Linked DNA regions of Homo sapiens: region 2 is linked to region 1. The links are chromatin loops, found by intact Hi-C in ENCODE. Cell type or tissue: breast epithelium. All regions are shown on one strand. Each heading gives the region's core, and the rest is flanking DNA. Links, peaks and the distances in the headings are about the cores only.

What was found. Peaks named below come from ENCODE experiments on the same cell type or tissue, not always from the same donor. Only the 100,000 strongest peaks of a DNase experiment are listed, where the experiment ranks them.
Region 2: it touches region 1 in a loop (6-fold over the local background); 5 of 110 quality-filtered maps call a loop at or near these places.

The regions. Positions count from the first base shown.
Region 1 is chr11:3,048,768-3,051,676 of GRCh38, reverse strand. All of the region lies in intron 1 of CARS1 (cysteinyl-tRNA synthetase 1), which reads left to right. Among named protein-coding and RNA genes, the nearest start is that of CARS1, 7.2 kb to the left of the region's middle. RefSeq lists an enhancer at 1,507-1,576. In breast epithelium, for the core only: a CTCF peak has its summit at 1,613; DNase peaks (open chromatin) are centred at 1,137 and 1,686; H3K4me3 peaks cover 1,025 bases; H3K27ac peaks cover 1,249 bases.
Region 2 is chr11:3,369,323-3,372,231 of GRCh38, reverse strand. It overlaps ZNF195 (zinc finger protein 195), which reads left to right. Exons shown (of 6, transcript NM_001130520.3): 2 at 529-655; 3 at 1,162-1,257. Among named protein-coding and RNA genes, the nearest start is that of ZNF195, 8.4 kb to the left of the region's middle. In breast epithelium, for the core only: no CTCF peak of the experiment used is centred there; a DNase peak (open chromatin) is centred at 1,549; H3K27ac peaks cover 298 bases.

The sequences.
Region 1 (2,909 bases), core at 163-2,662:
TCTTTAGTGAACTTCATTTTCTTTATCATGAAATGGGACCCCTGCTGGCAGCTGCAGAGCTGTTGGAGGGAAATATCCAGCTAAACTAGAAGTCTCCTGGCTGGAAGTTGCTCTGCAAAAGAGTTTGTAGGAGTCTGATATTTATTTAGAGTTAGTTTTCCAGGACCTCACTTTGGGGTGCTTGGAGCTGCCTCTGTGGGTCTGCCTCCGCCTCCGTCCTCCCTGATCTCATCTCCAGCTGGGAGGAGAGCGCATCTCCATGTAAGCAGCCTCCTTCTTCTCAGAGGGAAGCCCCGGCAGTGTCAGTGCTGACACTGGGCCTGTAACTGTGGGGATGGGGCAGGTGAGAGGCCCTCAAGAGCTCCCGGCACCCCCCAGGCGCCTTCAGTGGGGCCAGAGTCCACCCCTGTCTTTCTCTTTCCTTGGACTGTTGGAAGAGCTGAAGTGAAAAGTGACTTGTTCTTATGTCTCTGGTATCTTTGGGCAGCAGGGCTCCTGCTAAGCAAGCCCCTGGGGGCTCAAAGCAGCAGAGGCTGTGGCCGGTTCCCAGCACTGGTCCTTGTGCAGGTGTCTTTCTGAGAAGGGTGCATGAGGCCCAGTGCCACAGGGGAACGCCAGCCCACCACTGGTGGCATGCACTCTGTGGTGCCATTCTGCTGTCCACTCATCTGTGCCCTAGGCAACTTTAGCTGATATCTGGAATGTCACACGCTCAGTTGTAGATGCTGAAGATCGAGCAGTGAATAAGGTAGATGGAGCGGTGGGGCAGATGGTGAAGGAAAGAAATGCGGGCACGTGTTAGACAGGGGTGCTGCGGAGAGAAAGAGCAGCCAGGCTCAGGGTCTAGAGGCGGGCGCCATATGGACAGGGAGTCCTTGAAGACCTGGTGGGGAAGCCGGCACCTAGCAGAGCTGTGAAGGATTAAGGGGCCTGCTGGTATCTGGGGAGCATGCCCCCTAAAAAAAGAGCAGCAGGTGGAGGGGCCATGTGACTAGGGTATTGTGAGTCAGGTGGGGGCCCATGGCCAGCATGAGGACAGGCTTGTGCTGCTGGCGAGGTGGGTGTTGGGGGCAGTAATGTGAACGTGCGCTTTTCAGCAGGGCCGCTGGAGGCCTGTGGCTGTGAGGGGAGAGCCATGCTGGCTACAGGTGGCGGTGTCTGGCTTGCAGGAATCCAGGTGACAAGGGCTGGCTCTCAAGTCCAAAGCTTCTTTTGAGTTAGAGGCCCCGGATCCTCCCGTGGGTTGGCTATGGGTGCTCCTAAGGATAACTTGTAAAGGGGTGTGATTCCAGTTTTGGCTAGGGAGTGTGCCCAGAGCTTTGCTTCTGGGTGCCTGTGGCTGCTTGGAGTGGGTGGCCATCTTATTGGGGTCAGATGGGACAGTGGCTCCGTGCAGTGGGAAGGAAGCAGGGCAAGTTAGAGGGACGCTGCACTCGTCATCCCACCAGCGAGAGTCATCCCAGGAAGCCATTTTAAGCCCTGCATCCATGTTGAGACTTCAGGAAGGCTCTCCCACAGAGTGCCCACCCCTTTACTGCAGAGAAGAGGTGGCTTCAGGACATCTTCTCCGGCAGCCACGGAGGCTGGGCCTTGGGGCATCACGTGGCTCCGTAGGCTCCCTGGCGGGTGAAGAGCTCGGCCCAGTGGGGCATTCTTGCTGCTGCAGCTGTGCACTCCATTCTGACTCATCTTTGCTGACACCACAGCGTTCCGGGAAGTGCCAGTTATTGGCCTGACACGAAGGGCTTTCCCCACACTAAGCAAAGCAGAGAAAGGCATTCGTGTGCAGTTACCCCCGCAACACACTCTGCTCTCTGTTTTCAGAAGCTGTGTGGGCTTGGTTGGGGTGACTCTGGCTCTGTGCCAGGAGTAAACACGGAGATGGGGGACAAAAGGGAATGGGAGAAGGCAGAGAGGGGGACTGTGATGTGCAGGGCATCCACGCCCCATGGCTGTGATGTCGGGCAGCCTGTGCCCAGGAAGGGCAGCTGGCACAGCAAGGGGTGGCCAGACATGTGCATTCCTACCCTGAGTGAACTCTGGGGTGAGAGGGTATCTGTCTGGAAGGAGCAAGCATCGGTCCTTTTCCCACAGTCCTCTCAGCAAACACAATCACTGGTTCAAGGTTTGGATGCACCTGTGCTCATGGGCTCAGGGACCAGACTCCCTCCTCTGGCCAGAAGCCTGGCACCATCTGCCTGGTCTGCCCCCACTTTAGGGACGTGGGCTGTGGACACAGCACCTGGTCCACAACTCCCGTGTCAGAGGTAATTGCAGGGAGATATTCCTTAGAATGGTGAGACAGATTTTATTCCCTAATTCCTGACAGTAGGGGAAGGAGCTGCGTTCCCTGCCAGTTCAGCAGAGGTGACTTTTGGATTTAAAGGGAGTATGATTAGCTGGGCCTGGTGGCATGTGCCTGTAGTCCCAGCTACTCAGGAGGCTTAGGCTGGAGGGTCACTTGAGCCCAGCATTTTGAGGCTGTGATGAGCCTTGATTGCACCACTGCACTCCAGCCTGGGCAGTAGAGTCAGACGCTGTCTCTAAAAAATAAAAATAAATAAATAAATAAATAAATAAAAATAAAAAAGGGAGAATGGAGGAGGAGAAGGAGGGTGAGCAGGGGCTCAAATGAAAAAAGCCATGGAGCTGGTCAGCGTGCATGTGTCAAGGCGGCCTTGTCTACAGCTGGCAGTGGTGAAAGTTAGGGTTCTGCTCCTCCTCCCAATGGTGACATGCGGAACAGTGGCTCTTGGGTCCTTGAGTGACACACCTGAGTGGTGGAGGTGCACGCTTACTGCTTTGAAGGCTCTAAGGAGGGAGGCTGGGGCCTGGGGCCAGGGGCCAGGGGCCAGGTGAGGCTGGCTGGAGCAGCCACATTTTCCTGGCAGCCCTGTGCTTTCTTGGGC
Region 2 (2,909 bases), core at 254-2,753, 320 kb before region 1:
AAGAATCTCATCTCTCTTTATGGTTTAGAAAAACTGGGATAAACCCAAGCTTGCCACTTACAGGATTTTTGACAAAATATTGTCCTTGGGCCCAAAGGACTGGCATCACTGGTGAGCGCGTTAGAAATTCGGAAACTCAGCCTTGACCTCCGATTTCCTGAAGCAAAATCTGCACACTAGTTTATTGGACACATGAAAATTGGAGAGGCAGCTTCTAACTCACCATGACTTTTCTGCCTGCGAAATATACACAGCTTATTCATGTGACGTAAATGTAGCACTCAAAAATGGACATGCCTTTGTTGATGCCCTTAATGTTATACTTGTTATCAACCAGAAAAGTATTGTATATACACTGCTTATGTGGCTCTCAGGCAATTCTCTTTCCTCAGAGTTAGAGAGTATTCTTCTGCTAAGAATTACCTTATTGTATAATTTCAGTCACTTGTGTAAGTCAGAACCAGTTCTCTTCACTCGCTCATTTCACCTCGAATCAAGTATTTGTTATTGTTGTTGTTTCTTCTTCAGACTCTGTTGACGTTCAGGGATGTGGCCATAGAATTCTCCCTGGAGGAGTGGAAATGCCTGGACCTCGCTCAGCAGAATTTGTACAGGGATGTGATGTTGGAGAACTACAGAAACTTGTTCTCCGTTGGTGAGGATAACTTCAATACGTAGTTCCTCCTATGCCCTAAAGAGTTCCTTTCGTTCCTCTGCGGAATGTTTTTTGGGAGTTTCTGCGTTGCATGAATGAGTTTCAGATCCCTGCTTTTAAGAAAAACATGGGGAATAGTTGATGTAAAAAAAAAAAAAATCTTCAAAATGTGGTTCATCTTGACATAAACCTTCCTTTTTTTTCAGCTGATCTGTATCTTTCACTCTAGTGACAATTCCAGAAATTCAGTGGCATGAAATATTGTTGCCCACAACTTAAAGTCAAATTTCCACCACCAATTTTTTATGTCAGCAGTACTGAGTGGTGAAACTAAGAACCCACAGATTTAAAATACTTACTGAATATTCTAAAGGTGATGTCAGGAAGCATAATTTTGGGATTAATTTTCTAGAATCTTATATAATGTTCACTCTACTAAGCACAGTACAAGGTTGATAATTGGAGAATTTCAGCAAGAGTAATGTCACTTTTTTCTAATAAAACAGGTCTCACTGTCTGTAAGCCAGGCCTGATCACCTGCCTGGAGCAACGAAAAGAGCCCTGGAATGTGAAGAGACAGGAGGCAGCAGACGGACATCCAGGTGGGTGGGAATGAACGAAGCAGGTAACCCAGGTGAGAGGTCCAGAGGTCGAGGAGGAAGCCAGACCTTAAAATGTGGTTTGAGAAGCTCTGCCCTAGTGGAGATGGTTTCTGAGAGCCTGGGTGTCTTTCTCTTGCTGTACCCTAGGAGCGTCTTCTGTCTCATTCTCTCAAATTTTGTATAGACTCTGCTTCCTGTTTAGTGATCTTCCTTTATAAAGGTTACAGTAAAAATCAGAGTCCTCCTCCTGACGAGTAAGGGCCTGTGTGGTCTCATGGCGTGCTCCGCCACTGCTTTTGGGAACATGCCTGTACCTGCCTGTTTTTGAGGAACTCTGTTAAATGTTTTTTGATTTCCTTTGCATCATGTCTGAAGTGTGCGAGAGGCGTGGTGATGGTGATTGGTTCAGAAATCCCAGAAGTCCCGTAAACAGATGTTGTATGCTTTCTGCTTTATGATTTCGTATCCTACAGAGGTTTCAAATGGGAGTCTACAGAAATGTATACTCAGCAGTTTTCTCCGAACACTAGGCATCTGCCCAAATATGAGATAATCTAATGTTATTTTACTTCAACATTTTATTTTATTTTTTTTAGTATGAGCTGAGGTTGGTCATTTAAACTTTATATTCCCTAACTCCCAACTGTAATAGTTATAATATTATCATTTTATAATTTCTTCTTTTTTAGTATGAGGCTTATCAGGACTCTGTCATTCATATGTATGTATGTGTGCATATGTATATATGTGTGTATATATGTGTGTATATATGTGTGTGTATATATCATATATGTGTGTATATATAATATATCAACATATCCTTTTGAAATGATAGGATTTCATTCTTTTTTATGCTGGAGTAATATTCTGTTGTCTATTTAAATCATATTTTCTTTATCCATTCATGTATATATACACACACATATATACAGTGTGTCTATGTGGGCATATGTGTAACAGATTATTTTAGAAATAAAAATTGTGTATATATTGTGTACAATGTAATAATTTGATATGTGTATACGTTGTGAAATAATTAGTGCAATCACTTCAAGGAACAAATCTATCACTTCACGTAATTACCTTTTCTTGTAGTGAGAACAGTTAATGTCTACCGTTGGCAAACTTTAAGCATACAAAAGATTATTAATAGTATTCGTGAAGCTACTCATTAGATTCCCCAAACTTACTCATCTTACAACTGAAAGTTTGTACCTTTTGAACAACAGCTCATTTTCCCCAACTCCAGGCCCTGGCAACTGCCATTGTCCTCTGCTCCTGTGAGTTCAGCCACGACAGATTCCACGTCTGAGGGGGAACGTGCAGTCTCTGTCTTTGGGGCCTGGCTGAGTTTATTTAGCAGGATGTCCTTCAGGGTCATCCACGTGGTTGAATGACAGGATTTCATTCCTTTTTTATGGCTGAGTAATATTCTATTGTCTATTTATATCACATTTTCTTTATCCATTCAGCATCCGCAAACGTTTAGCTTGTCTTTATATCTTGACAATTGTGAATAATGCTGCAGTGAACATGAGGGAGCAGATAATTCTTCAAGATGCTGCTTTTATTCCCTTCAGTTATTATATACACAGAAGTGTGATTGCTGCGTTGCAGGGTAGGTTTATCTTTTTCTAACTTTTAAATAACGC